2 separate regions of the Homo sapiens genome follow, and region 1 is linked to region 2. Evidence: read pairs that join two places in POLR2A ChIA-PET (ENCODE). Cell type or tissue: Panc1. All regions are shown on one strand. Links, peaks and the distances in the headings refer to the core of each region. The heading gives the core; the rest is flanking DNA.

Region 1 (5,381 bases), core at 293-5,292, 82 kb before region 2:
TTTTCTGGTAGTTACTCATTTCCAACCAAAAAGTTAATGCAATACGACAGTCTCTTGACAGTAACTGATCACCCATGGACAATAGGTTTAGTTTAGGCAGATACTGGACAAAGCTCTGTCCTGCAGTGAAGTCCAGATGTATTTGGTTTTCTCATTATCACTCATCTATAACCTGCCAGAGATTCTGGTTAGGTGTATTTCACATAGAAAGCTACCTTGGCAGAATTGAATGGTCAACAGAGAGGCTTTCTTATTACTGAACGGGAATAACAAGAATGACCAAGCACCATCATCTAACATTACCACTAACAGAGGGTATTGCAGTATGTCATGGAAGTCCCTTCATTTCACTCACCCTCCCTGCTTCCTAGATTTACCAATTTTTTAAAATATTTTTTTCCAATGGAAGAATCTTTTATTTTGAATTTGTTTGATTTTGCACTTGACTTTGACTTTTTAAAAGTCGCCTTTCAGAACACATTTCCATTTCTCAGTTTCTTAAACTATGTGACATCATGTCTTGCCTATTTCCCACGTGGCCTTTCCTATCAATTTGGATGGAATGATATTGGACAGTTATAGACCAAGTCAAGCCTGGCTTGTCTGGGATGCAACTCTTCTGTGGTCAGCAGACTCCTCTCCAAAGTCTGTTTTCTTCTTTATGTCTGTTTATGGAGCAGATGTCAACTCATGAAAGTCAAATGTGCAGCTTAACAGAAACCAATTTTAAAGGCCTCTCTGAAAGTTTGTCTTGAAAGTAAGAGACCAGTGAGCATGTTTAGATATATTCACTATAAAGGGGAGCTCATAGAAAGTAATGCAAAACCTTTGAATCTTTAACTTTGGTGGGGTCTGTGTCATTTAATAAGCAAATGCTAGCATTTCTTGTGTGGTCATCTCAGGCACTGAACAAAATCTTTACATGCGTGATCCCTTAATTCTCACGATGATCCGGTTACCGGTAGAGGGTCTTGACTGCAAGTTGTCCAGGTTCTTGGAGTTTTGAACAAAGAATTGGACAAAACACAAAGCAAAGCAAGGAAAGAATAAAGCAACAAAAGAATGAAAGCAGGGATTTATTGAAAATGAAAGTACACTCCACAGGGTGGGAGCAGGCCCAAGCAGTGGCTACAGGGCCTGGATACAGAATCTTCTCAGGTTCAAATACCTCCTAGAAGTTTCCCATTGACCACTTGGTGCTCACCTCATGTAAATGAAGCGGTGGCCCGCAATCGGTCTGAAAGCAACCAATCAGAGCCTGAAGTGAAGTTACAAAGGTCACATTCCTGTGCAAACATCTGATTGGTTGCAACCAATCAGAGGCTAAGGTGAAGTTACAAAGTTGCACTTCTTTTTGTTTGTTTGTTTTGCTTTTTGTTTTTTTCATATTTGTTTTTGTTTTTGAGATGGAGTTTCCCTCTTGTTGCCCAGGCTGGAGTGCAGTGGTGTGATCTCAACCTCCTCTCACTGCAACCTCCCCCTGCTGGGTTCCAGTGATTCTCCTGTGTCAGCCTCCTGAGTAGCTGAGATTACAGGTGTCCGCTACCACGCCCAGCTAATTTTTTGTATTTTTAGTAGAGATGGGGTTTCACCATGTTGGCCAGGTTGGTCTCGAACTCCTGACCTCAGGTGATACACCCACCTCGGCCTCCCAAAGTGCTGGGATTACAGGCATGATCCACCATGCCTGGCCACAAAGTTGCACTTCTATGCAAATGAAGACTGGGCTGGCAATCAGTCTGATTGGTTGCAGACAGCCAACTTCCCATCTGCCATGCAGAAAAGGTGGGAGTTTGCAAACGGAGTAACCTTTGGTCCTTTTGTTACTTAGGCATGGAAAATTAGGGTTTTCCTTTTAATTTAGTTCTAGGAAGTTGGAGTGAAATGGCCTTCGGTTCCCTGCCTCCACCATATTCTCCTACCTCAATCCAAGAGAGAGTTATGATTGTCCATCTTAGGTTATTTATGAGGAACTTGAAGTTTCAGAGACAGTGAGTAACTTACCCAGGGCCACAGTCAAAAGGTTATCCCTGAGATTCAAACTCAGGTACATTTGCTTCCAAAGCCCCAGCACTAAATAAAGATCAGTACCTCCTCCTCTTAAAAACTTGAGTAATATTTCATTTGTGTGGGTATGTTTTTTAAAAAATCATAATAGGCTAAAGTGCTCAAAAGAAGTATTTTCTTTTTTTCTTGTTTCTTTTTTTTTTTTTTTTTTTTGGTGGATCAGGCACATAGTAATGAGCAATGCCTCACACATGTCCACTGCCAAGACCTGGGACAATGGTCCCTCCCATCCTTCATTGCCTTTTTATCAATTCTCTAGAAGGACAGGATTCAAGAGAAACATTTAGAATAGGGGGAATAGCTCTTCCTGGCACTCCTCCTCTGGCCTTGGACCTTTTCTATGTGGGAAAATCAGTTGGCTTCAGACTTACTGATTTGTAGCAGGATGCCAAATGATGCTGGCATTTGCCCTCTTAGTGCCCTGAAGCACATGACGTTGGCACTTGAGAGTGTTCTGGTCCAGTTGGAGAAACTGGAGGAACCGCCGGATGGGCCAGCCACCTCCCTGGCTCATGCACTGAGCAAGGAACAGGGTAGAAGCTGGTGCTTAGAGTAAAGAACTTCCACAAGACTCCATGGCCCCCGTGTTAGGAAATTCCAGTCATGTGCTATTAGGTTTCAAAGACAGAATTCTCCGTAATTGGAGTAAACTATTTTTTTGAGGTCAGTTTTAGGTGGGCAACAGGGAGCAAACCACATTAAGAAGTCTGGGCTGCCAAAGCCTGGCCTTTACGAATCTGGTCTGTTCTTTGTCCTTACTGAAACTCATGCTTGTTCAAATATATCTCACCCTGTGGGCCCCACCTCATGTGAGCTGCTTTGCTTTCTGCATGGCCCCTTCTGCATATATCATACATCATTCTGCTGGTGGGTAGGGTTGATATTAATTGATATCAAAGAACTTTTCTTTCTCAAGATGCCATTTGAAAACACAGCTTTTAAAATTTAGGCAAATGAACATCTATCTCCACCCAACCCTCACCCCAAGGGTGAGAGAGAGGCTGTTTTGAATAGGATCTTTCGTCACCATCTGTCTGAAGTCACCTCCTACTGAACTTACAGTTGAATATTCAGGGTCATGAGGGAAAGAAAATAGTAATTAGCTGAGAAAAGTTGATTGAGCGGACTTTTTCCCCCCACAATATGATTAGAACATGACTGCCTGGGCTAAGCACCATACATAATGTAGGCTTTCTCTTATATGTCATTATCCAAACATTCTTAATGGAATGCATTTTTTAAGCATCTGCTTTTGTAATTGAATGCATTCCTAAAGATGGGTCAGCTAACTAAAACAAGAACCCACAAGAAACAATGTGTTAATGCTTCTTCCCAAATCCAATTTGTAATAGTTCCTAATTGGCCTGCCTCATTTGCAACTCCTGAAATTAATTTTAGATCCTCTTTCAGAGCTCAAATCATCATTAATAGAACGACAGCAATGGGGAGTGAAGTAGAAATGTTTACAAAGCTCCCTTTTAAATGGACTGTGATAAGTGAGGTAGCCATGTATTACCATCAGAGGATCCTGGAACTCTCTTTGTGAGGGCTAGCCACAGGCGACACTCAAAAGAAGGCATTTATCTTGGCAGGAGATGCCCTTCAGCCCTGTTTTGTTTTATTCCATGGAAGGTTTTGTTTTTTTTTTTTTCAGGGTGGCTAAAACCATTTTTTTTGGTGTTTTATTAGCTGTATCTTGACTACCTCCTACACACTGAATGACAGTTTAGGGTTATTAAATGTGTTCTTGCACATATTTTTATCCACTGTTAATCCTGACTAAATGTATGACAGGGCACAGAATTTCCCCCTTTTTTCCTCTATTGTTGCCCATATTTGTTAAAGAAATTATTCCCCTTGACATTTGTTTAGGCTGCACGTTGATAAAATGCTGTCTATGATACACTTTCTTAGCTTGGCATTCAGCAGACTTTTATAGATTTATTTCTCTTCACATTATCTTATCTTCCTTCCTAGTATATGTGGGCTTCCTTTTCATATTTTAAGCTACATTTTGGGGCATAGACAGATCACCTTAGTAATTGGTACTTGAGGATGGCAATGTTCTCAAGATAATTTTGCAAGCCTTTGGTATATACTTAAACCTACTAACTGTCTAAGAATGGGCATATATGTACTTTCCGTGTTGTCTGTAAAAAGGCAAAAGGGATAGATTGAACATGATTTCAGGCTTATGGAACTCTCTTCAGGTTGATGGGACAGTAATAATTTCTGAAGCAATATAAATCTGGTCTTGATTCTAGAAGGTAATGCTTTCATTGGGGAAAATAATGATTTTTCTGTTTCCGGTTTATATCCAAGTGTCTTGTCACTGGTATACTCTTTAAACTTGAGCCTTTAAAAAAAAGTGGTGCATCAGAACTGGTGGTATTTTAGTTTTTCCAGTTTTTCAATGGCTGGACCAAAATTTGCCGCGAGAAAAAAAAAAGCAAGGATATTTAATGTAAGCTTCCTAATCTATTTCAATGTGATTTTCTTGGTAGGTGATTTCTGCCAATGTATCAGCAAATTGGCTCATGGGAACTGTGAAAGTGTAGAATCTGACGTAGGGATAGCAAAATGAAATTCGTTTTTATAAAATTATATTCAGTATACCCATCCTCAAAACAAATCTGACCTTTAAGGCAGGGATAATGAAAACCCATAACTATACATAATTAGCTCACAGTGATTTAAATTACAGGTTGAGTATCCCTCATCTGGAATGCTTGGGACCAGAAGTATTTCAGATTTCATATTTTTTTCAGATTTTGGAATATTTGTATTACACTTACCAACTGAGTGTCTCAAATCCAAAAATCCAGAACGCTGCAATGAGCATTGTCTTTGAATGTCCTGTTGGTGCTCAAAGCATCTAGGATTTTGGAGTACTTTGGATTTGGGGTTTTTGGATTTGGGATGTTCAACCTGTCTTAGCTAAATTCTATTAGCTTAAGAAAGAGGTATTTTAACTCAGTTTTAAAAACTTCTTGCTTCAAAAACCAAATTCAATGGCTCTGTTAGCCTGGAATTAAGATTTAGTTTAATTCTAGGCCTGCCAAATCTATACAAATAGGTAATAGCCAGATAAGCCTTAACATATTCAGAATACCTTGCCAAATATCCTGAAGTATGAAATGTTCTTATTTCTCTAGTTTTATATACCTTTTTATCTTATACTAATGACCCTTTGATTTAAATGGACTAGAATTATTGAATGTAGATCTCAATCAAGGTATTTTTGGGGAAAATATCATTAGTTTATGGCCAGTATTTAAATGAGGGTTTCAAAATATAGATAATCTTAGTTACAC
Region 2 (5,381 bases), core at 173-5,172:
GTACATCATAAAGACATAAAAACCTGATGAAAGTATAAGGCTGAGTTAGTGGCTGAGCATCTGGTACAATTTACAAACAAGCGCGTAGTTTACAGAATAGTCGCACTGCAAAATGTGACTTGGCTATAGGCAGAGACAAACCAATAGCAGCAAAGAGTGTGTGTACATGGTTAGAAACAGGGTTCCTTGCATTCCTAGGCTTAGAGTCCTGGGGGACAGTGTGGTACTCATGTTTGCTTTATATATTTATTTACTTAGCCACTTAGTTAATATTGGTAAATCCAAAGTAAATTTAGAACTATAAAAGTAAAAAAAGATTTTTTTAAAGAGCTAAAAACAATGCAAAGTTTAATGTTGAGGGCCTTGAAGAAGGCATTTTGCCACATTCTGCCTCCCTTTCCAACTTGCCCTCCGAAAGGAAGGGGCCACTGTAATTCCTCCTGCAGCTCAACCCTGATAGGTGATCTGCAGACGAGGTGGGGGCTGGGGCATAGGTTTACAATGACATTTGACATGCAAACCCAAGGGTCTGTTTCTTTGAAGCTGAAAGAACTGATTCTAGCTCCTTTGAGGATACTGGGCAACCAGAGTGGCCACTTACAGATTGCCAGAAAGTTGGCACTGAAAGGGAGCTTAGCCATCATCGATTCTAGCCCCACTTCACTGATGAAGGGGCAGCGCTGCAGACAGCAAGTTCCTCCTCCTCCGAGCCCCTTTCTCCTCTACTGGCTGCTCTGGCAGGTACATTGGAAAAGCTTTATTCCAGGGGCTGTGTAGGGTTAGGATTTAGTTTTTAAGGTCTGTTTTTTGGGGAATTTTTTTGTTTGGTTCTGTTTGAAAGTAAAGAACGATTGTCTAATTCCAAATCTTACTTGCCTGTATTCTGTAATGGAAACCATCTCCCTTCCGTTCATCCATTCTTGACAGTGGGTTGAATCTTGTATATATGTCTCCTGTGATTTTAGTAGGCTTGATTTATTTAATCAAAGGCAGATACCAGACTTTTCCCAAATTTAATAGTGCCATTTGTTTTATTATTCAAGTATTTATTGAGTACCTTCTATGTGCGAGGTCTGTGGAAGGTCACAGCCATCCAGAAACTAGAAGTTAAATAGCCCTCTCTCATTCAGCATGTCTCATCAGGACTTGGCTCTACTGTAGCAATGAATAAGCATGGAATTTAAGCTGAATTGCTCAGAGGTTAGTCATTTTAGCTGTTTGGCCGGCCTTAATTTCTGAAACATCAAATAACATCATATTTCAAGTCCCATTGATAGATAACCTATATGCCCCTACCCTTAGTAATATGTCTAACATGGTATTTTTCACCCAATTCTTTAAAATAATCTACATTCATGACTCAATTCTCATTATAAAATATTTAAGCTATATTGAAGTAGACAACTTAAAACCTGAATGTCTCCTTCACTCTGTCCCCCAACTCTACACTTCTCCCCAGAAGCAATAGACCCCAATTAATTGGTAGATATGTCCTTTGTCTGCATTTACAAATAATGCACACATAATTCATTTAACACAAATTAGATTATATTATTCAGCTTCTTCTGTGATTTGCATTTTTCACTTAACAGTATGTCTTGGTAAACTTTCCGTTTCAATATATATAGACCTACCTTATTTTCTAATAGCGACAGAAGTATTTCATGGAATTCCCCTGCCAAGGTTTATTTTAGCCACTCACAGTTAATGGGCATTTAGATAGTTTGCCATGTTTTGCTATCACAAACAAGACTGCAGTAAATAATTTTGTGTATATGCCTTTGGGCGTATGTGCAAGTATTTCTGCACAATAGAGACCCAGAATTTTAATTTTCTACATGAAATAAATCTGATAAGCTGATAAGAACAGGATTGGTTGCCAATTGGCAAATACATTCCAATCTGAGTCTTGAGTTTCCCAGCCCACGCTGTCCTGTTTGTGTTAATGCAGGATTGCCCCCAAGAGTCCTCCCTGTTCAGACCCTGCTGGCTGACAGTTTGAAATCTGGAGTTCAGCTTCATATATAAAAACCTTAGCTTTGCAATATTTAAATTCTTAAATACCCTAAAATGGTATGGACTTTATTAAACAGAAAGTGAAAAAGGGAAAATCTAAGGGAATTTCCCTGATAAATGGATTGAAAAGTCCATATTTAACAAAGCATTAGTCTCCCAGGAAAGGAGGTGGGCCCACTTTTTTTTTTTAAATAACCTTTTCACGTTTTTCTTCTCAGCTAAGCCAACTCCACAAATAGCCCAAACTAAACACGTAATGACTGTGCTGTGTTGAGATGTGTTTTGTTTCAGATTTTAAAATGCAGCAAATAAGATGTGATAGGCAGAATCTAAAGATGCCTTTCCAAGATGCCCATGCTTTATTCAAACACTAACCAGGTACTGGACGAAGGGACTTTGCAGCTTATCTTAAAATAGAGAGAGTATCCTGGATTATGTAAACGGACCCAATGTCATGACATTAGCCCTTAAAAGTCGAGAAAGAAAGTCTAAGAGTCAGAGTGGTGCAGTGGAAGAGGGAAGGGGAGAGATTAGGCAGCAGAAGAGGCAGAGAGGTCCCAAGGGGGAGGAGAGGAGAGACGAGGCTGTGATAAAAGGAAAGGGGCTATGAGCCAGGGATTGCAGGTGGCCTCTAGAAGCTGAGAATGATGCTTAGCCAACTGCCAGCCAGGAAAGTCCCACAACCAGACGGAGCTGAATTCTGCCAGTGACCTGAATGAGCTGGAAAGTAAATTCAGCCTCAGAGCTGCAAAAAAGATTGCAGCCCTGTTGACACCTGGTGATTTTGGCCTCATGAAACTCAGCAGAGAATGAACTGAGCCGTGTTGTGCCAAAATTCTGACCTACGGAACTGTGAGATAATAAATAGATATTTTTTAAAGTCACTAAGTGTGTGGTAATGTGTTAGGATAGCAGTAGAAAACTAATGCACAGACGAGTTGAACCAACATCTGTGTGTGAGACTTGGCCCACAGGACAAGCTGGTGCATTTTTTACTTTCTAGCAACTGGAGCAGGGTAAGGGCCCAATGTTATAATATGAAGAAGACCAGCTTGCATTTTCTAGGTGCTTACCTCATTTTAGGTGCTGTGCACGGTACTTTATGTGCATTTCTTACCTTGTTCTTCACAACAGCCCTACAAGGATTTATGCTTTTATTGTTATTATCCCTGTTTTATAGGTGAGGGACCTGATTGAGGCTCACAGAGGTTAGCTACCTGGGCAGGTGTCACATGGCTTATTAATGGCAGGGCTGGGACTCAAACCCATGTCTGTGGGACATCATACCCAAGTCTGTGCACATAAGTGCTGTACTTCACAGTGCACCACGACCCCAATTAAATATGAAGCTAATATGTTTCCATATACAAAATTGCTGATATTTAAACTCCTGCTAAACACTCACAACTAAGAATGCCTTTCATCACATAAAGCCCTTTAACCTTGTTTTAATGCCCTTGGAATACTACACCACTAGGTGCTGAGCAAGGAGAAAAAAAATCAAATTTGGATGGTCAAGGAAATAGGAGACTCCCACGCCACCCCCGCCCCACCCCCCAGGTTCTGCAAGCCAAAGCTCAGAGCACACTCTTACATTTCTCTTCAAATCCTTGGAGGTCTCACTTGCTCTAGATTGTGTCAAAGATTGTGCCCCTTCCCTGCACCAGGCACTCAATTCCAGGGGTGGAAGTTGTGATGGAGACATTTTTATAACTTGGACATAAAGATCAGGAGCCAAAAGGAATATCAGGTGGAACAAATGCTATTGCTTACATTTTATCTGGAGGTGGGGGTGCGGGTTGATGTGCCAATTTGCTCTCAGTTGCATGTACAGAAATTGTGACCTCAAATTCAGCCAATGGAAAGTCTGAGTATGAACATTCACATTGTTCAGACATTTAACAAATATGAACTGAGCTTCCATAATGTGATGGGGTTTGCATGAGAAGCTAATGATGCAGTAATGAATAAGGTGAGTTCCATACTCATAGATCTTCCAGGCTCCATTACTCCAGGCTAATGAAGGAAGCACAGAAAAGCAAGCAATTTCAGGATAGTATAATAAGTGCTGTAGTGGAGGAGGCACTAGATGCCTAGAGCAAATATGGGAGAGACGCCATACCGAGATTCAGAAGCCAGAAGTAGTGACCCTTGAGCTGTGGCCTCACGGATAAGTAGGAGTTGGCCAGGTACAGAGGCGGCAGAGGAGAATAGCCCAGCCCCAGGGGATGTCATGATGTAGATCTGATCTGGGAGCCTACCTATGTCCATAAATACATCTGGAGTATAGGAGGCAAACAGGCTATCGGTTGAGACTGAGGTCAGAAAGCCTTTCTGCTAGTTTTTTGAAGAGATTGAACTTAATTATAAGGGGACTTGGAAACCATTGAAAGAAAAGGCTGAGCAGTGGCATGGACGGATGTGGGTGCTTTAGAAGGACCCCTCTGGTGGAAGAGCCAAGAATTGATGGAGGGGAGTGAGTGGAGCACAGAGACTATTGGGACCTGAGAGAGGTGGTAGGGGGTAGAAAGGAAGGGTGGGGAGATCAGGGATGGGGAAAAGCAGCGGGATTCCAGAGCTATCTGAGGAGGAGGGGCCACGGGGTTTGTTCGTCTGGTGGAGGGAGAGAAGGGAGCCCAGGATGACAGACAGCCAGGCCTGATTTGGCCAAATCATCATGCAAATATTATTCTGGGCTGACAGGCCCAAGTTGCAGTCAGCAGAGGCAACACGGGCTTATAATTTGCCATTTGTGAATGTCCTGAGGACTGGAGAATCAGCTAGGAAGCAAATCTTCCTTCTGCTGCATAAGACAGCCAAAAGCACCTCTGAGGATAGGCATCTCAGGGATTTCAGAGCAGGTAACGCCTTTTGGTTGTTTTGAATATGCTGACAGAAGAACAAAAGCTTTCAGGAAAACAAAGCCCAACCCCTTAATGAAACAGGAAAGGATATACAGTTTCAAATGCTTGCTTGCTTTCCTTGTTTTCTGAGAAGAAAGATGCCTTGCCTGTTGAAGGTGGCAGATGCAGGTTGCTCTGTGGGCCTCGGGAAGGTTCACTGCAGCTGTCACCTGCCCAACCCACGTGTCCTGAGGCACTGTGACATCTTGACAGGTGTCCTGACTCTTGGCCTTGACATGTCCTGTCACGCCTGCCTGTCAGCTGGGACTGGGCTTGGGGAAGAGCTTGTGGGCCTGGGGCCTGGTAGTACTTGCTTAGTTAAACATCTGTGGCTGCTATTTCCCTGTCACAGGCTGGCAAGTCAGAACTACTCAGATTCACTTGCACAGCAATGGTCCTTCAGTCTTCTGATTATGTGGCTCTGCAACAGGGAGAGGGAGATATTCATGAGCAAGTGTGCAA

The links. Peaks named below come from ENCODE experiments on the same cell type or tissue, not always from the same donor. Only the 100,000 strongest peaks of a DNase experiment are listed, where the experiment ranks them.
Region 1: POLR2A ChIA-PET joins it to region 2 with 12 read pairs; 3 of 35 experiments call an interaction of 5 or more read pairs at or near these places.

The regions. Positions count from the first base shown.
Region 1 is chr3:55,740,433-55,745,813 of GRCh38, reverse strand. The region is part of intron 14 of ERC2 (ELKS/RAB6-interacting/CAST family member 2); the gene reads left to right. Among named protein-coding and RNA genes, the nearest start is that of ERC2-IT1, 84 kb to the right of the region's middle. In Panc1, for the core only: no CTCF peak of the experiment used is centred there; no DNase peak of the experiment used is centred there.
Region 2 is chr3:55,658,656-55,664,036 of GRCh38, reverse strand. The region is part of intron 17 of ERC2 (ELKS/RAB6-interacting/CAST family member 2); the gene reads left to right. ERC2-IT1 (ERC2 intronic transcript 1) reads left to right here and starts at 4,568. Exons shown (of 1, transcript NR_024615.1): 1 at 4,568-5,381. RefSeq lists enhancers at 5,054-5,173, 5,214-5,381. In Panc1, for the core only: no CTCF peak of the experiment used is centred there; no DNase peak of the experiment used is centred there.